2 separate regions of the Homo sapiens genome follow, and region 1 is linked to region 2. The links are chromatin loops, found by intact Hi-C in ENCODE. Cell type or tissue: PC-3. All regions are shown on one strand. Each heading gives the region's core, and the rest is flanking DNA. Links, peaks and the distances in the headings are about the cores only.

What was found. Hi-C counts contacts between places; a loop is a spot of excess contacts. Peaks named below come from ENCODE experiments on the same cell type or tissue, not always from the same donor. Only the 100,000 strongest peaks of a DNase experiment are listed, where the experiment ranks them.
Region 1: it touches region 2 in a loop (7-fold over the local background); 7 of 110 quality-filtered maps call a loop at or near these places.

Annotation. Positions count from the first base shown.
Region 1 is chr1:201,166,233-201,176,472 of GRCh38, reverse strand. It overlaps a transcript of TMEM9 not described here. Among named protein-coding and RNA genes, the nearest start is that of TMEM9, 17 kb to the right of the region's middle. RefSeq lists an enhancer at 5,066-5,225. In PC-3, for the core only: CTCF peaks have their summits at 5,020 and 5,234; DNase peaks (open chromatin) are centred at 2,612, 3,012 and 5,592; H3K4me3 peaks cover 1,675 bases; H3K27ac peaks cover 611 bases.
Region 2 is chr1:201,218,271-201,228,510 of GRCh38, reverse strand. It overlaps IGFN1 (immunoglobulin like and fibronectin type III domain containing 1), which reads right to left. Exons shown (of 24, transcript NM_001164586.2): 18 at 9,853-9,981; 19 at 6,765-7,067; 20 at 5,684-5,772; 21 at 3,637-3,832; 22 at 2,388-2,687; 23 at 1,303-1,629; 24 at 1-125. The coding sequence ends at 112. Among named protein-coding and RNA genes, the nearest start is that of IGFN1, 33 kb to the right of the region's middle. RefSeq lists an enhancer at 1,963-2,955 and a silencer at 5,427-5,536. In PC-3, for the core only: a CTCF peak has its summit at 5,448 (motif pointing right); a DNase peak (open chromatin) is centred at 5,450.

The sequences.
Region 1 (10,240 bases), core at 1,333-9,332, 53 kb after region 2:
AGGGTGAAAATAGGTCAAGACAGGTTTTCCAAAGAGATAAGGAGAGATGGGCATGGAGGATGCCTGAACAGGCTGGAAACGCATCTCTCCTTCCTCCTCTCCCCAACTCCTTTCCACCCACAAGTTGGTCACTGACCAGCCTGCGGCGGCAGAGCTACCACCTCCAATGGCCCCAGTGAGGGCACTGAGGAACACAGCAGTGCGGCTAGAGCAAGGCAGTGTGCAGAAGGGAGGGTGGGCTGCTATTTGAATTCAAATTCTCACTGGCTCCTTTCACCTGATTTTCTTCAACTTGTGTTTCAGTTTCCCTGACTCTGCAACATACATCTGGGTGCCTCTCCTCCTTTCTGGGGAAATTGGGAAGGTTGGTATGATGACATCTGGAAGGTTCTTGCTGCTCCTTGGGAGACGGTTGCTGAGTCCAAGGGGTATTATCAGAACCCTTAGGCTGCAAGCCCAGCCCTTGTTCCCCAGCTGGGGGACCGTGTCGACCCCCAGGAGAGGAGGGTTGGGGGTGGTCTGCAATTAATCTGTGGTGATGTAAAAATCCTAATCCCAGCTACAGTTGGAATTTTCTGAGAACACAATGAGCTCAGGAACACCCCTTTCAAAAGAAAACCCCTCAAACTACTCCCAATGTAAACATTCACTCTACCAAGGGTTCCTTCACACACACACACACACACACACACACACACACACACACACAGTACCTTTGCACTTATTTTGTATGTATGTATGTATGTATTTTTAGAGACAAGGTCTCACTTTGTCACCCAGTCTGGAGTGCTGTGGCAGAGTCATCATCGCTCACTGCAACCTCGCACTCCTGGGCTCAAGCGATCCTCCTCCCTTGGCCTCCCAGAGCTCTGGGTATACCTTCATACTTATGAAGGGGAACTAAGTCACGGAGAAATAATATGGTGCTTAAGAATAAAGGGAGACACGAAGTTCCCCTTCCAGGAGGAGTCCAGGAAAATATTCCTTCCATCACTTTCCTCTCCAAATGAAATCCCACTGAAACAAGATGCCTGCCTCTGTTCAAACAATTATTGCAACATGCGGCACACATACTAATAGGAACAGAAGCTGAAAGGGAAAGGTTGGTTCTATAACCACAGGAAAGGACCTTTGCTCTCTCAAACTTCTTGGGAAGTTTACAGAGAATGTGATGGACACATTCATTTTCACAATAGTTAAAGGAAAGTTCTGCCCACTGATGTGAGTGAAATTCATTAATTTGTTTAATAAATATTTATTGAGCTACTTCTGCAGATCAGATATTGTGCAAGGTGCTGGGGTCCTTGTCCTCACAGAGTTTTCAGTCTAACTTACATTCTAGTGGAAGATACAGGTGAAACAAGTGATCACAGAGAAGCATAACAAAGGCTTTAGTGGGGGACTATCAATCAGAGCTCAGCGGGAGCACATACAGGAACACCAGCCAAAAACTGGGGGAGAAGAGCAATCTGAGGAGCCTTCCTGGAGGAGCTGACAGGATGAGAAGGACTTAGCTATGTGGAGAAGATGGAAGAAACAGCAGAGAATGCAGCATATGCAGAGGCTTAGAGGTGGAAGAAAGAGGGGGTGCCCCAGAGGAAATGAAATAAGTCCATCACATCTGAGATAATTCCTTGAGGCCCCTCCTCACCAAAGACCTCCCAGAGCTGTTGGGCACCCTGTCCTGAGCAAAAACCACCTCACCAGCCACACACAAGCTAATGAGATTCTGCTTTAGGATTTCTTCCTAAGTGTATCTGAAAGGCCTAGTAAGCTGCTGCTCCAGCTGCAGAAGATAAGGGCATTCGCCAGTGAGATTTGTGTGGGACTCCTTCCTTAGGGAGAAGGCTGTCTGGGCAGGTCAGGACTGAATACAGTGGTCAGAAGACCTGTGGGGGCCAGGCGCGGTGGCTCATGCCTGTAATCCCAGCACTTTGGGAGGCCGAGGCAGTCGGATCACCTGAAGTCACAGGTTTGAGACCAGCCTGGCCAACGTAGCAAAACCCCATTTCTACTAAAAATACAAAAATTAGCCAGGCGTGGTGGCACATGCCCGTAATCCAGCTACTTGGAAGGCTGAGGCAGGCGAATCGCTTGAACACAGGAGGTGGGGGTTGCAGTGAGCCAAGATCACACCACTGCACTCCACCCTGGGTAGCAGAGTGAGAGTCCACCTCAAAAAAAAAAAAAAAAAAAAAAAAAAAAAAAAAAAAAAAAAAGACCTATGGGTCTCCACCCTCTTGACACAGCATCCCACAGCTCCATTACAGAAGAGCAATCTTGACCCTTGGGTAGTGCTCCCCAACGCCCTCTGTCCACTGATGACCTCTGGTAGGATGGGTGAGGGAGGTACCCCATCCTTGTGCAGGTCCAGGGTGCACCTTAGGCAGCCAATGGCATTACACAGAAATTACCCACTGCTCTCCCCTGGGGTGCCCACCCAGGCCCCAACCTTAAACCACTTCTATCAGAGGCCAGCAAAACTATGGCCCACAAGCCTAACCTGGTCTACAGCCTAGTTTTGTAAATAACAATTTATTGGAAAAAGCCACACTCATTTATTTACATAGCACCTGTGGCTGCTTTTGTGTTCCAACAGCAGAACTGAGTCGTTGCCACAGAACTTGTATAACCTGCCTAAAATATTCACTGTCTAGGCCTTTACAGGAAAAGTTTGCAGACCCCTGAGCTAGATTATCTGAATACTTTAAATCCTTATATATGCCCCAACAAATCCCTGAAAGCCTGCCCCCAGAAATTCCATTTCACCAAATACCCCGGCCTTATAAGTTGTCAACACTGAGAAACATTGACAAGAAACATGAAGAACCCCCTTCTATGGAGATTTGTAAGAAGAGTTCTCAGTTGGGCATGGAGAAGGGGTCATCCAGCAGAGAAGCAGGAAGTGGACTTTTTCACCTCCTAGCCCTCTGTGTGAGCTGAGACCGGATGATGGAGGGATGATGTGGAAGGTTATGACAAAAGATTATGAAATCATGGCAGCTGTGAGAGAAGCATCAGGTGGAAACAAGAAGGGCTGGGTCACGGGGAGGCCAGGGCTTCTGGAGGAGCAGGAAGAGGGCTCCATGCTCAGCCCTTGTGACTCATGAAATAGAGAGGCCCTGTCAAGTGATGTCTTCTGATGGCTGCCTCATCAGCACCCCTAATCCTGCAGGGTTTGCACACTCCTCTTCTGTCCCACAATGACAGCTGAACTCAGTCAGGAGGCCCAGGCCGGCCTGTTGGACAGTACAGAAAGAGAAGCAAGTGAAGTCTGAGAGGGGGGAATTCTCCAGGGGGGGATTGGAGGATTGTAAATCTTCAAGGGCCTCCAGAGGTCATCTTGATCACCCCTTCTCCAGCAAGAGCTGCACACACCCAGCTGGAGGGAGGAAGGATATTTTGGGTGGACGGAGTCTGAGGCTGACAACTAGACTGTTAGTAAGTTCTTCCCAGGCCCATCCCTGCTGGGTGGCTCAGAGGATGGACTCTGGAGCCAGAGGGTCTGGGTTTGAATCCCAGCTCTGCCCCTTCCTTGCTCTATAACTTGGGTGAAATAATTTAACCTTTCTATTCCTCTGTTTCCATGCTTGTAAAGTGGGAATAAAATGATATCTTGATGTTTGGGGCAAGGACTTTCAAACTCCAGAGTATTCATTAAGCACCTAATGTGTGTCAGACACTGTGTTAGGCATTTAACACAGGTTGGGTCATTTGGAAGGACTCAGCCGGAGACCGTGAGACCATTTATATGTGCCAGTGTCTTCATGTTGGGAGCACTTATTCCACTGTCTTCTTCCTAGGACTGATTTTCGGGCCTCAAGGGTAACTGTAGGAGGTCCTTCCCTGGTTACTCCTGCTGCGCCTGCCCCTCCTAACCATGGCTGGACTGTCCCTGTCCCAGGCTAAGCCAGCTGCAGTTGGCTGTGATTAATGGCCTCTATTAACAGCAAGTTGTAAACTGATAAAGTACACAGTGCCCATGAAAATCTCACCTCTGCTAAATTCCACACCAGTGAGTACTTACTCCTTAACCCCCGAAACCTCCTGCCTTGCCTCGTTTGAGAGACATAGTGACAGAGAGTACACCTTTAACCAGAGGAATTCAAAATGCCTTGGAAGCAGGAAACAACTCCATGAATTCTTTGGGGGAAAAGCCCAAATCCTAAAACCTGGTTTCACATGGAGTGGAGCCTAGGCGAGATGAAATTAAAGTCCAGGTCAAGGAAGGTAGTTTCAATCAGCCTCAAAGAAATCCCAGAGCCAACTGGCCAACAGCTGCGTGCCCTTGGGTAAGTCACTTTCTCCTATCTGGGCCTCGGTTTCATTATTTGTTAAATGAGAGGTTTGGTTCAAAATGATTCCTAGTCTCCTACTCTACTCGGCAGACTTAAGAGCGGTTCTGAATACAGGAATCTTTACCAAAAAAAAAAAAAAAAAAAAAAAAAAAATCACACTCCAGGCCTTAGTTCCATTCCTTCTTTCCCTGAGAGAATCTTTGCAAAGCAGCAGCCCTCTTCCACCTGGTCATCCCCTGCCTCTCTACACTCATCCAGCCAAGTAATTAGCTTGGTTTCCTTCAAGTCAATTATCACCATTAAAAAAACAAACAAACAAACAAAAAACAATGAAATTGGCATTCCTTGGTGAGTAAACGTGCAGGCCAGACAGGGATGTGAGATCCACAATTCAAAGAAACCCTTGCACACTCCTGACGTGTTCTTTCCGAACACTCTTCGGAGTCTCAGTTTTATCCTCAAAAGGCAGAGAGGCGCAGGTTTTAGCTTAACCCACTGCGCAGGTGAGAAAACTGAGGTCCAGGGTGACGTCATGATCTAGGGCGAGCGGCAGGTGGGAGATTAGAACCCGAGAGGCTGCCGCGGCCTCTGCTCCCTCCCTGCTAGGCTCTGTCCCACAATGCACCCGAGAGCAGGAGCTGAAAGCCTCTAACACCCACAGATCCCTCTATGACTGCAATGTGAGGTACGTAATCTCTCTCGTGTGAAGTGTTTATGTGTAAAAACAGCGGATTAGTGTCTCCGTGCTGCTATGTCTTCTGGGATCAGAAGGACCCAGCCTCCTGCCCCTCCCTGGGACGCGGAGCGGTGACCTCCAGGCGCGGTAAATCGCCGCGGCGCCTGGGACCCAGCGGCCAGTGCACCCCCGCGGTGGGTCCCAGCGGGCTTTCCACGACCTTCGCCTCACGCTTTTAGCCCGCCGTCCGGCAGGGGGCCTGGGAAGTCCTCCCAGCCAGGATCCATTTCAAACTCTCCCACCTCCACCTGCCGCACCGCCCCCCGCAATCCTTCCAGGCTCGGCTCCCGGGTGGGGAAGGACGGAGCGAGCGGGCGGCTGGCTGGAGGCCCGAGTCTCGGGGATTGGTTACATTTCTCCCCGGGTTAATTACCACGGGGAGGGAATCTGAGCTGTGCCTGTCTCGGGCACAACAAGCCTTGTCGCCTGGTGAGAGAATCTCAATCTTACTCAGGTAACACCTGCTGGCCCGGCACAGAAATGTTCTCATTCTGCGGGACGCCACCTCCCACAGAGGACTGCAAACGCCCCAGGCGGCCTGGACCCGGAGTGGAGCCTCCCGGGGTGGAGACTGGACGGGGTGGTGACGGGATTGGACGGCTGGAGTGTGCGGTCACTAGGGGGTGGGGCTAGGGCGGGCCACGTTTGGACTGCGAGGCCCGGGCCTGAAAGGAATCCCTCTTTGGCCGGCGCCACCCTGTTCAACCCTGATGCAATACACTTGCCCTTTGCGTTTACCCGGGGCAAATATTTAACCTTTCCATTTTTTGCACTGACTTAATGAGTCTCGGTGTCTACCACAGGGCTTGACACATAGCAGACATCCGATATCTGTTTGTGAATGCTCAAGCCCGTCAGCGTGTCTGTCTCCTAGGGGAGTCGTGTTCTCAGACTTGTCAGCATTTCAGCACCCAGTTATGACATGTCATGTGGGCTACTACTGGTAAAAACTGAGCATCCAGATGAGTGCATTTTTCACTTTTAAAGGTAAATTGAAATAGATTGAAGATTATTTCCATTATAATGCTGCTCACTCTCTTGAGTCTGATGTGCTGTCATAAATGGAAGAGAAAAGGGTGGAGGTTGTAGGGTACATGTTATTTGGCTCTTGTTCTAGTAATAGCTTTTGATTTCATCTTGGGGGATGACATTGGGCTGATAATCAAGGTGTCCTGACCTTCCTGCCAAGGAGCAGGCTTGAGGCCAACTTAGGTCCAAGGGACTGATTCTGTCATCTGGACTTTGAATGCTGAATAGTGACCTGAGAATAAGGGAAAAATCCATCACAGCCAATGCACCCCCATGGCATGCCAGGGGAGGAAGCTCTGGTTTCTGCCTTCTTCAAGTCTTGTTCTTCAGTCGTTTCATAGATTATATGAATTTCCCACTTCTTTCCAACAAACTCTTTTTTTTTCCTTAAACGGTCAGTTTCTGTTGCTTAAGACCAAAGCACCTTAACTGCAGGAGTCACAGCTGAAGATTGGGAATATGTAACACCACCTAGCTTCTCTGGGAAGCAATTCAGTAGATTGTGTTCAGCACTAAAGAATCCTTAGTCTACCTATTATTTTAAAGATGAAGAACTAAGGTTCCAAGAAGTTCAGTGACCAAGTCAAGGTCACATAGCCAGATTCACAGGATCTCAGAGTTAAAAGGGAACTCAGAGTCATTCATCAAACTTTTCATCTGATATTTAATCTCCCTCTGAAATAGCTTCAGCAAGTGCTCATCCAAAAAAAAAATGTGTGAACACCCTCACTGATAGCAAGAAATTTCTCTGGGCAACTCATTTCTCTTCCACATGACATCCCCTCAGAGAGCCAAAGACTGCTATCACCACCAAGATTTTTCTTTCCCAGGACAATGTTCCATTTCCTACAGCTGTTCCTCATGTGGCAGGGTTTGAGGCCTTTACCATACACCATACTGGCCACTGTCCTCTAAATGCATTCTGGTCTGTGTTCCTTGGAGCATGTGTCCGTAACATGGAACAGAGCACCCAGCTGTAGGCTACTGGTGCAGAGTGGGTGGATCACCACTACCCTTATTCTAGAGAAAATGAGTTCTTAGGTCTTAAGTTCCTCTAATTCAGCCTGAGGTCAAATTAGCTTGTTTGTTCTTGTCAGTCACGTTACACTCGTACTATTCACTAAGCTATCCTCAGTTACTTTTACCTGTCCCTCTCATATTTGTGTAAGTGGGAAACTTAGATTCAGCCTTCATTTCAACCTTACAGTATCTTTTTGGATCCTGATATTCCCTGCTCCTGTACCCTCCTCCCCAACCCACCTCTATACCTACACACAGCTTTGCAGTTTCCGCAATTTTCTAAGCATGTGCTCTCTCCTCATCTAAGTTCTTTACACAAATGTGTGCATTCTAAAACCCTCCCTCTAATCGCTTTAGCCCAGGAGTTCAGACCAGCTCGGGCAACGTAGTGAGACCCCATCTCTAAAAAAAAAAAAAAAAAAGTAATATAATTAGCTGGGCATTATGGCACAAGCTTGGAGTCCCAGCTACTTGGGAGACTAAGGTGGGAGGATCACTTGAGCCCAAGAGGTCAAGGCTGCAGTGAGCCATGATAGCACCTCTGTACTCCAGCCTGGGTGACACAGTGAAACCTTGTCTAGAAAATAAGTAAATAAAAATAAAAATAATGCCCCCTGCCCCAGGATTGTTTACCAGGACACAAAAACCCTTTTATTTTATTTTAATTTTTTGAGACAGAATCTCACTTTGCTGCCCAGGCTAAAGTACAGTGGTGCAATATCAACTAACTGCAAACTCTGCCTCCTAGGTTCAAGCGAGTCTCCTGCCTCAGCCTCCTGAGTAGCTGGGATTACAGGCATGCGCCACCACACCCAGCTAATTTTTGCATTTTTAGTAGAAACGGGGTTTCACCATGTTGGCCAGGCTGATCTTGAACTCCTGACCTCAAGTGATCCACCTGTATCAGCCTCCCAAAGTGCTGAGATTACAGGCGTGAGCCACCATGCCTGGCCTAAAAACCTTTTAAAATTAGAAAATCCCTGTAAGAATCTGAAAAAGTTTAAGATCATCTTTATTTCCCTCCCCTAAAATACACCTGTGTATATTCATACAAGATTCATACAAGATTGTGTATGGGGATAACACTGAGAACCCTATTTCTCAGCAATTCTACTCCTAGGTATATACCCCAGAGAGATGAATGCACATGTCCACCAAAAGACATTTACAATAGTAGTAGCTTTGTTCACAATAGCCAAAGAAAACAATGCAAATGTCCAGCTGCAATAGAATGGATAAGTGAATCGTGGTATATTCATACAATGGAATATTATTTAGCAATGCAAATGAATGAACTGCTACATAGAACAATATGGATAATTTTCACAAACATAATGATGACCCAGAAAAGCAAGGCACAGATGAAGAGTAGTTACTGTATGATTTAATTACAGGAAGTTCAAAACAGGCAAAAACCAATCTATGTTGAAAAAACTCAGAATACTAGTTACCTTCACAGTGAAGGTAGTAACTAGGGCACGAAGAGCTTTCTGGGGGAACTGGGAATGATTTATATCTATATTTACACAAGTTTATGCAAAGGTAATCCCATCCTTGCAAAAATTATATCAGTAAGAAACTTATGGCAGTAGGGGAGATCTGATCTAGCTAAACTTCATCTTGCCTTTGGCCTTCAAGCTGCCCTTAATTTTTCCTAGGCTTAGGCCAAACTAACTTTGGGAGACATTTAGTTTATAGTTTAAAGGATAATAGCCTATCCCCCAAACTCAACCACCTTTGCAAAGCTAATGAGAGACCACCAGGCTAGCAGGATAGAGAAGCCTGAATTCAGCTAAGGTGTAGACATAAATGGTCGCCAGTCATTATTCTGGAAGTCACAAGATATGCAACTTCCCCAGTGACTCCTGCAGATAACGTCACTGTTGTAGAACCCAAGAACAGCTTTTTCAGGTTTTTTCCATGTCTAACACCATGCTCCACCTGGACTCGCCAGCCGCCCCTGTGGCCCCATGGAGAAGCAACTCAACCCAAGAGGACAGCTTTGACTCCCTATAATTTTATCTCCGACCCAACCAATCAGCATTCCCCATGCCCTAGCCCCCTGCCCACCAAACTACCTTTGAAAAACTCCTAACCTCTGAGCCTTCAGAGAGACTGATTTGAGTAATAACTCTGTCGCCCGCGTGGCGTGGCTGGCCCCGCATCAATTAAACTCTTTGTGTACTGCAGTGCCACGGTCTTCAGGAATTTTGTTTGTACAGCTGGAAGGAAAAACCCATCAGGCGGTTATAGTAACAATTCATTGAACCCTTCAATTAAGATTTGTATACTTTATCCTATACAAATTGTAACTCAATATGAAGGTTTAAAAAATAAAAAAATACATCTCTATCAAAATAAAATCTCTCCCAAATACACTTAGAATCAACTTGCATACACATAGCACACTTTGTAAAATAGTGATCTTGTTTAGTGCTCTCACTTTACAGTTAGGGAAACAAATTCAGGAGGAAAGAGCTGCCCTGCTCAGAATCACACAGAGATTTAACAGCAGAGCTGCGGCAGAACCAGGGTTCCTGGCTCCTAGACCTGAGTTTTCCAATGTAAAAATTCATGCAGCTGTACACTGGGGCTTATATACTTTATGGTAGATCTGTTATACCTCCATTTTAAAAAATTAAAAAACAAAATATATGACGGGACTAGGGTTTATTTTCTCCCTTTTGACCACTGGTAGAAGAGTCTTTAATAAAACTATAAAAAGTCAGGTGGGCATGGTGGCTCACACCTATAATCCCAGCACTTTGGGAGACTAACGCAGGCGGGTCACTTGAGGCCAGGAGTTCAAGACCAGCCTGGGCAACATGACAAAACCCCGTCTCTACTAAAAACACAAAAATTAGCCGGGCATGGTGGCAGGTGCCTGCAGTTTCAGCTACTCGGGAGGCTGAGGCACAAGAATTGCTTGAACCCAGGAGGCAGAGGGTGCAGTGAGCTGAGATCATGCCACTGCATTTCTAGCCTGGGTGACAGAGTGAGACTCTGTATCAAAAAAAAAAAAAGAATCATAGTCTTTTTTTTTCCAAGTCCAATACTAGATGGACTTGGAAAAAGATTGTGAAGCTCATACACAGTATCGTGGGTAGTGACCAACTAACTGGGGCCAGTGGTGTGGGTGGTAAAAGGAATATACCAA
Region 2 (10,240 bases), core at 848-8,847:
TTTCCTGGGGCTCTGGGCACAGCCTCCATCCTTGGGATTGGCTTCCCGGGCCAGTGCAGGTGTCGGAAGTGAAGCTTCAAGGGTCCAGGACCATCCCAGGGTGAGGTGAGGCTAGGTGCTGGGTTCTGCAAGACACAGGATATTCCAGTTGGTTCAGAGGGGCAGCCACCCCACCCTGCATCTGTTCAGTGGTGAAGAAAACTCAGAATGGGGCTTAGACTACAGGCTCTGCCATCAGGGGGTGTGGGTTCAAATCTGGAGCCACCACGTGCTCTCTAAGCTTGGGCAAAGCCCTTTGCTGGCCCCTCGGGGAACCATAATCACCCCCAATGCCATCTTCGTTCCGGGACTACATGTGTACACAAGCTGGGGTGTTTCGAGAGTGGCTTCCTAAATGCCTAAGCACAGGTGCTACAGAGAGGAGAGATGCTCTGCTCCAGTGCAAAGGGGCCGTTTTTCCACAAAGGTCAATTGAGGCTTGCCTTTTATTGCTATTCAAAATATAAGGTGTTTTAAGTACTATCGAAGGAAAAACCTTTATTAACATATATATCTGTGCTACTGAAAAGGAGACTACCAATGAGAGAATCAGCATGGCTTTCTAGGCACTAAGTGTTCATATCTTGACATACTTAAGAAACAGCAATACGGATGCCTGTTCATCTCTCAGCCTGCAATGTGTAGCGTGGCCCCACTGGGAAGCTTAGGTGAGCAGTACACAGCCCTTCAATCAAGAGTTGCTCACCAAGTTCAAATACCTCATTTTAAAAGTGGGCAAATCTGCCGGGCACAGTGGCTCACACCTGTAATCCTAGCTCTTTGGGAGGCCGAGGCGGGTGGATCACCTGAGGTCAGGAGTTTGAGACCAGTCTGGCCAATATGATGAAACCCCCCTTCTATTAAAAATACAAAAAAATCCGCCAGGTGTGGTGGCGGATGCCTGTAATCCCAGCTATTCAGGAGGCTGAGGCAGGAGAATCTCTTGAATCCAGGAGGTGGAGGCTGCAGTGAGCCGAGATCATGCCATTGCACTCCAACCTGGGCAACAAGAGCGAAACTCCGTCTCAAAAAAAAAAAAACTAAAAATAAAAATAAATTTTTTAAAAAGTGGGCAAATAAAGACCACATGTGGGCCGGTGTTGGTAGGTTAAATAGCTGAAAGTTCATAGAGTCAGGCAGAGAGTCCTGGTCTCCTGACTCCCGGCTGAATCCCTCTAGGCACCCCCCGGAGCCTCCCTGACAGGCAGGTGGTTGCTCTCCTGGCTCTCCTTCCTGCCCCACTGCCAGGGCAGCCACCATTACCTATGACAATGAGGGTGGCAGTGCTGACTGCCTGGCCCAGCGTGTTCTCAGCCACAGCCTTGTACTCCCCGCTGTCCTTCGGGGATACGCTGGGGATGGTGAGGGAGCACACGCCCAGCAGGTCAGTGCTGTACACCGCGGGGTTTCCTTCCAGGCTGCGGTCATTCTTGAACCAGGTGACGTGGGGCCGGGGCGAGCCCTGCACGGCACAGCTCATGCAGCACTCGCAGCCCTGGGGCAGCAGGTGGGACCGCAGGCCCACCAGGAACCGGGGCTTCTGGCTCAGGTCGGGCTCCCGGTAGCACGGAGCCTTCACTGTGAACCTGTCTGTGGTGAAAGCCGGGGTGAGAGAAGAGGGTGAGAAAGCGAGGAAGGCCTGGCTGAGACCCGGGTCTGGGTAAAGAGTTCATGAAGCTACCATGTAGGCCTTATCTGGGATTTCCTGCCACATCTTGCCTGCAAATTTGGACCCCAAGGCTTGCCTCATTCTATCCTTTTCCTAAAATTCTTTATGGATTTTTTTTTGTAGCTAATACACATTCACTGTGGACAATTAGAATACACAGAGAATCAAAGGAGAAAGAATAAAAACCAAATCATAATCTCACTACCTATAGATGACTATAGCTGACATTCTGGTGTAGAGCTTTCCTGAAATTTTTGTATTTTATGAAAATGAAACCTTGATTTGATTTTATAGCCTGCTTTTCTGTGACTGATCTTAAGGTCCACATCTACTTTGCGGTAAAATATACACTTTGTTTTCAGAGAAACATTAACCTCTATTTGCCTTATTGTCTGTGGCTGCTTTTGAAAATCCTCCCAAAGGCACCTCAGACACCAAAACACCCACACCAATCTCATTCTTCCCACGGAGGTCGGGGTGCAGAGGATGCCAGAACAGGTGGGTGTGAGGCAGGAGCGGGAGGAGCAGCAGCTCGGGGCTGCTGGCTGTTATTTGGCATGCTCCAGGCCATCCCTGCCACAGTCCCTATCCTGCGCGCTTGCCATGCTTGGGTGCATCCCACTGCATTGCAGAGCGCAACCCCCACCCTGCCTGCTCCTCCCTCTCAGGGGCTGCTTACCGCGCTGCCGGGGGATGCACCAGGGCTGGCTGGTGTCCGAGGGTTTGCTGGCCCCCAGCTCATTCTTGGCCACCACCCTGAAGTGGTATTCGTGGCCGGGGAGGATGCCCAGGAGGGTGAAGCGGTTGGTGTGGATGCGGTCGGCTGCCTCGTGCCAGGGACCGTGCGCTGAGGAGCGTGTGAACACCGCGTAGTGCAGCGGGACATCCTGGGCCTCGTCAGGAGAGGGTTCCCACTCGGCCGTCACCGTCCCAGGCACGTTCTCCTGCAGGTGGATGGGCCCAGGGGCCTGCGGGCATGCTTCAGGAGAGACGGCAGAGGGAGGTCACGTGGAGGGGACCCAGCAGGGCTGCTACCAGCCCCCTCCAGGTCCCAGGACTTCTGAGGGTCCTGGGGAACGCAGTCTTGCCACACAAGTAGCTGGACCCAGAGTAAGCTTGGCCAGCGGTCCACAGTTATCTCTAGAGGGTAGAAAATCTCCCCAAAAGAGTAATTTTAATTCACTTCAGTGTGTTTGTTTGTTTGTTTTTTGAGACGGAGTCTGGCTCTGTCACCCAGGCTGGAGTGCAGTGGCACGATCTCGGCTCACTGCAAGCTCCAACTCCCGGGTTCACGCCATTCTCCTGCCTCAGCCTCCCAAGTAGCTGGGACTACAGGCGGCCACCACCACGCTCGGCTAATTTTTTGTATTTTTCGCAGAGATGGGGTTTCACTGAATTCACTTCAGTTTTTAAGTAAAATGACACAGGACAAGGCATGCATTTTTGGACAGAGGCAGGGCTCTCATGAAGCTGCATTACAGAGCCCCCACTGTTAGTCTATTTGATCATTTCTGGATATCCAGAAGCTCCTCCAGGGCAGGGGCTGTGTGGAGCCACAGCTGGGGAGGAAAGCCTTTATCCTGTGCAACGGCTGCAGACAATTTTGTCCCCTGGGTCTTTGGAGTGATGTAACAGTGGTAACCGCCTCTGCTCACTGACTCAACGGGAAGGATAACTGAGGTCGGAGAGGAGACATGACATGACTGTCTCTAGGCTCCTGAGGCAGAAGGACAATGGAAGTCCCCAGGGGATCTTCTGGGGTCCTTTCTACTTTCTATCATCAAGCATGGAGGAAAGGTGGAGAATGGTCACTTTGCATACCCAGCCCTGGTAGAGTGGCTGAGACCTATGATCAGACCAGTGGACACCTCTTTGCCTTGGTGAGTGGCCGAGCCAGCGTCCAGAGCCCAGAGCAAGGCCTGCCTCACCTGCCACCCTGATACGGAAGCTGTGGGCAACCTCCTTCCCCTGCAGGGTCCTCAGCACCACAGTGTAGAGACCACTGTCTGAGAGTCCAGCCACAGGGATCAGAAGCTGGGTGAGGCCATCCTTAGTGACAGTCACACTTCTTTTGGGCAAGGGCAAGCCATCCTTCAGCCAGGTCACCTCAGGCATGGGCATGGCCTGAGAAAGGAGAGGAAGGAAAAGTTGAGAAGGGGAAGCTGGCAGTTTCATGGAGGTGATGGCATTTAAGCTAGGCCAAAGGTAGAAGCGGTGAGAAGAGTCTTCTACAAGGAGAAAGTCGACCAGAAAACACAACGTCGACAAGAAAACACAGGTGGGAAAGAGGGGTGGTGATAAAGTGTGAGGTTGGCAGGCGGGTATGGTAGGGGGGCGGTAGAACAAGAAAGGAAGTTGGACGAAGAGGTTCGGCAAAAATGCAAAGTGCCCTCCACGTCACACCTCTACAGACATCTGGACATTATCCTCTCAGCCAGGAGCCGCTGTTGTCAGATTCTGAGCAGGAAAGCATAATGAGTTCTGGATTCACATGGCAGGGGGTGGGATGGGAATGAGAAGGGATGTGTGGGGAGGGGAGTGTTAACCACCCTGGCAGCCAAGACCATGTAGGAGATAATTTGGCAATAGTCTAGGAGGAAGATTGCGGTGTCCTGGCCTTGAACTGTGGTGACCCTGAGCAGGGTGGGAAGGCCAGCCCAGCTGCTTGGTGACCATGCCGTCAACTCCCTACGGGGCCCTCAGTACAGGGCACGGTGGGCACCAGAGTCAAACGAAGATGCTGATAGTCACTAACTGACCTCACAGGATTGTTCTGAGAATTTAAGGCGTTAATAATAAATACACGGAAAGCAGAGAGAACAAGGCCTAGGACATGGTAACTACTCAATGTGCATTAAATATTTTTGCCATCATTATCATTGTCATTATTGTGGTTAAGAACAAGTCATTTAGAGTAAGATAGACTGGTTTGAATTCCTACACAGATGATGATGATTTTAAACAATAATAATATTAAAACATATTGGGTGCTGTCATATGCCAGGCCCTACATATACACTTTCAATATATTAATTCCTTGAACCCTCAGACCTTTGAGGTAGGTTACTATTATTATCCCCTTTTGACAGATGAGGAAGGTGAAACACAGAGATGTTAAGATATTTGTTCTGGCTGGGCACAGTGGCTCACACTTGTAATCCCAGCACTTTGGGAGGCCGAGGTGGGCAGACTACGTGAGGTCAGGAGTTTGAGAGGCCAGCCTGGCCAACACGGCGAAACCCCATCTCTACTAAAAATACAAAAATTAGCCGGGCGTGATGGCATGCGCCTGTAATCCCAGCTACTTGGGAGGCTAAAGCAGGAGAATCGCTAGAACCCGGGAGGTGGAGGTTGCAGTAAGCCGAGATCGTGCCACTGCACTCCAGCCTGGGTGACAGAGTGAGACTCCATCTCAAAATAAATAAATAAATAAATAAATAAATAAATAAATAATATTTGTCCAAAGTCAAACGGCTGTGAGTGATGACATCAAAATTTGAACCCAGGCAGTTTGTACTTTTAGCCACCACCCTACTGTTGTAAAGTCAGGTGGTGTTGGTGTTGGTTAAGGATCACCCTGAGTCAAATATAGGTCATGTGCTTGCACAAAAATACATTGTGAAGTCAAAGGGGATCATCTGCACGACCGGCTCCCTGAATTCCCAGACTAGGAGAGGTGGAGAACCGAAGAGCCTTAGTTTGGAGGTGCAGTAGCTGAAGCTACCACTAGAGGGATTTGCAGGCCTGGAGCAGAATGGCCACCCAGCCGCCAAGTGAGGGCAGTACCTTCAAGGAGGACCTGAATCCTTCCTGCCTCATGTCTCTCACCTGATTTCCACAAGCCCAGTCAGTGATTTCCACAAGCACTGACTAGGGGCCAAAAAGGAACAGGGAAGAAAAGAGAGCCACAGGGCTGAGTCTGGCCCCCTTGGCCTCTCTGGGCTTCCCTCCCCACACCCCTGCAGGTACACTCACTTCAAAGGAGACGGGCACACGAACTGTGTCCCCGACCTTGACTGTCAGCAAGTCCTTGGTGCTGGAGTCCACGAGGAACTTGGGACAGACTGAAACGCACAAGAGGACTGGTTACCTCCCTCCTCCCTCACAGTTGGACCCCAGCCCCAGGTCCCCAGCAAGGTAGGGCTGGAGGGGAAGACTGGGCCAGTCGGATTGATGCTGAGATCCCAACATACTGGGGCCTCTAAAGGACTGGAGTACAGCTGGGAGCAGAATCTTCAGGGGAGACCCCAGGGGCTGATGGGGAGATGCTAGCGGGGGAGGGACAGGAGCTGAGAAAGGAACCCTGCAGGGAGAGGGGTGGACTAGGCTGGAACAGAGGAAGATGCAGACATGTGGCAGAGCGCTTATGTTTTGCAGATGAGATAAACACCAATCTAAGACAGGAAATGACTTGCCTGAGGTCACACCTTGTTCGGGAGAGAGCCAGGACAAGATTCTGGGACTTTGGACTCCGTGTGCTGTGTTTGTGACTCCCTACTGCCATAGTGATGACTAGGGTCAGCTGGGGTGGCCCAGTGTCAGCTTGGGTCAAAGGCAGATCAGGTGCTTGTGGTGGTTAAAGCCCAAAGGGAAAGACAATCCTCTTTTCAATAATAACGGGGAGCTGGGCATGTCCCATTCTGAACGTGAACCATGGGAGCTGAGCGGCCCTTAGGCCTTCGAAGGCCATGCCCGGGAAGCAGCCACTCTCTCTCCTACAGAACATCAACTTTGGAGTCTCCAGGTTTAAATCCTGGCTGTACCACATACCATTAGTGACAACTAGGGCAAAGTACCTTGAACCTCAGTTTCCTTCTCTGTAACTTCGGAATAAAAACATTAATATTGTAGTATAGTTATGAGTCGTAATGAGAAAACATTTCTAAGAAGGGACTGCCTAGCCCAGTACCTAGCACCTAGTAGGTGCTCAATAAATGTTACTTCCTGAAACTGAGGGTGGGGATCCTGGCTTAGTAAGTGCATTGCGGCTACTCAGGGGCCCCCTCTTAGGAGAGGCCTGCAGGGCTCAGGGGTCGGGGAAGGAGGCAGCACTCACCAGTAACAGGCATGGCTTGCACTAATGTGTCCAGGGCACTGGGCTGGCTCTGGCCTCCTTCATTAACTGCTGTCACCCGCACGAAGTAGCCCTCTCCAGGCCGAAGCCCCTTGGCCGTGTAGGTGGTGACTGGCACGGTGCCCACATGGCACGGGAGCCACTGGAGACTGTCTGAGCTGCACAGCTCCACCACATACCCCTGGGCTTCATCCCCTTCCTGGGTGTCTGGCCCAGCCCAGCTCAGAGTGATGCTGGTGTTCGATCTGTCTGTGACTTGGAGATTCCTCACCAGCCCAGGGGGTCCTGCCAGGCACCATGGGAGAGTCAGGAATGGCATCTCCTGAGGGAGGCCACTCAGTGTGGATATTGATTAGCCTTCCTTGTGGGAGACTGGGAATTGTTTTCACTTAGCAATTCTGCCTTTAGATTCTTCCTGAAGCACCTACCTTGTTCCAAATTCTTACTGTAACCAGCACTTTGTCTCCGTTATGCACACAGATCCCAGGCCACCTCCACCAGGAAGCCTCCCTCAACTCATTCCCCTCATTCATTCACCAACCTGCCAAATGCCTTCTCCTAACTATCCTTCTGTAATTCCTGAAAACTGATATTTTAGTTGATGACCTCTTGGGTTCCATTATCCCGTATGACTAGACTTCCATGTGTTTTTATTCTGGACTCTAAGCTCTTAGAGTCACGACTCTGCCTTCTGGGTACTCAGTGCAGGCTTCTTGTTCTCCACTTATTACATGAGAACAATAATAATAGCCCCACCTACCCACAGAGGTTTTAGAACAAGCAAAAAGCACAATGAGTGTGAAAGGGCTCTGGCCCTCAAGTCTGGCTGCACGTTGGAATCACCTGGTGAGCTTAAAAATACTGGCACCTAGATGCCACCCCAGAGATTCTGATTTAATTAGTCTGGGGTGCAGTCTAGGCATCAACATTTTTAAGAGTTTTCCAGGTGTTTCTACATATGCAATGAAGTTTGAAAACCACTGGGCTAGGGCAGTACTTCTCAAACTTTAATTAGTATAGAAGTTACCTGGGGATTTTTGTAAAAAATATAGACCCTGATTCAGTAGGTCTGGGGTGAGGCCTGAGATTCAGCATTTCTCATAAGTTCTAATAAGATGATGTTTCTGGGCCATGGGCCTTGCTTAGCAGCAAGAATCCAGAAAATGTAGTGATTGCTGTGGCTACTGTTAGACACTGCTTATCCTATCTATTGTCTCTACTTCCCACCACTGATAAAAGAGATTAACAGGCTGTGGGCCCATGGCTCATGCCTGTAATCCCAGCACTTTAGGAGGCCGAGGCAGGAGGATAGCTTGAAAGCAGGAGTTCAAGACCAGCCTGGGCAATATAGTGAGACCCTGTCTCTACAAAAAGATAAATTAGCAGGGTGTGGTGGCACATGCTCATAGTTCCAGCTGCTTAAGAGGCTGAGGCAGGAGGATTGCTTGAGGCCAGGAGTTCAAGGCTGCAGTGAGCCGAGATTGCATCACTGCATTCCAGCCTGGGTAAAAGAGTGGACCCTGTTAGAGAGAGAGAGAGAGAGAGAAAGAAAGGGATAGAAAGAAGAGAGGGAGGGAGGAAGGGGGAGAGAGAGAAAGAAAGAAGAGAGGGAGGGAGGAAGGGGGAGAGAGAAAGAAAGAAAGAAAAAGAGAAAGAAAGGAAAAAAAAGAACAGAAAGAGAAAGAAAGAAGACAGGGAGGGAGGAAGGGGGAGAGAGAGAGAGAAAGAAAGAATGACAGACAGACAGAAAAAAGAAAGAAAGAGAGAAGGAGAGAGAGAAAGAAGGAAGGAGAGAGAGAAAGAAAAGAAAAGAACAGAGAAGAAAAGAAAAGATAGGACAGGCTTGGTCCATTTGCAAGGAGTAAGTTGCATGGGCCGGCTTTCCTCCCCCATCCCTCCATTCCATGTCCTGCCCTTCCTAGGACTAAAACTCAGATACCACTTGAACAATGAAATGTACAGAATGTTTCGGTCTTGTTGGGTTCATTCAAACAGCCTGAACACCTGCAGTGGGCTGGGCCCTGTGGGGCACAGAGATGCTCTCCAGGTGTTGACCACCTGGCCCATCCGTCAAGTGCCAGAAATGTGCTGCTCCCTAGAGGACTTGGCGTAGGCAAACTGATTAGGGGATGAGAAATACAGAGCAGCATTTTCTAAGCTGTACGCCTTGGAGTGACGCTTTTAATAGGTATTTTGTGAAAAAGCTAGATTTGGATCAAGGTTAGACAGGTTTTTTTCCCCTGCAGGACTTGGAAACATCAAAAGCTCACATCATACACATCTTTAATCACAGACATTTTTTGCTGTTCCTGTTCTCAGAATGTCTGTTGGCATCTCTCAATACACTCCATGTTCCCAAGACCACAGGTCTCAGATAGAAAATGCTATCTCAGACTATAAGTTTCTCAAGGGCAGAGACCAGGATTGATTTACCTACTTCCTGGCACAATGCTGGCCATTTAGTAGGTGATGGGCAAATATTCATTGGATAGAGAATTGATGCTGAGCTTCCCCTGTTACCTGCCCTCCGCCCTGCCTGATGGGCAACACTAGGGTGAGTGGATGCTTATGAGACTGGGGCAGGTGGGCCAGCTTGGGGGCTGGCCTGCCTAGAGGCCAAAGAGTGAGTGAAGTGATCTTGAAAAGGACTCTGCTTTTTTTTTTCTTCTTTCTTTTCTTTTCTTTTTTTTTGTAACAGGGTCTCCCTCTGTCATGCAGGCTGGAGTGCAGTGGTGCAATCATAGTTCACTGCAGCCTCAAACTCCCGGGCTCAAGCAATCCTCCTGCCTCTGCCTCCCAAAGTGCCAGGATTACAAGTATGAACCATTACTTGGCAGGGAAGGAATCCTCTAATCCCACTGCCTGGCTTCTGGGCCTGTTTGAGCTCACGTAGGGCCCCTAAGATGTGGCTCACCCGAGAGGCCTTTTGATTTTTATATCCCAGCCCTCCTGACCATCTCCCTCAGGACTGCCCCGACCTGTGACCTTTGACCTCCCATCAAGTCCCACCCAGCTTCAGGGCTATCCCATGCTCACCTCCACCCCCATCCTGGGTTGGTGCCCTACTTACTCATGGGGTCCCGAGCAAAGACAGCATCCGATGGAGGTCCAGGCTCTCCGGGACCTGAGGGAGCCACAGCTGTGACCCGGAACTCATACTGACAGCCCTGCCGCACGTCCGCCACCGTCCACCTCCTCTCTGTGAACAGCCCGCCCATGTGAGTCCCACCCTGATGGTGCTGGACATGGGGAGATAGCTTGGGTGCCTCCAAGTTCTGAAGGAGACCAAGCCTGGGGTCCTAACACATCCCTCCCTACATCCCTCCACCCGCTGTGACTCAGTTCCCTCCAAGGTGGAAAGAGCACTGCTCAGGGCGTCAGGAGCCTCTGATCCCTGTCTGGTTCCACCACTAACTTGCTGGATGTTCTTGGGCAAGTACCTTAATCTCCCTGGTTGT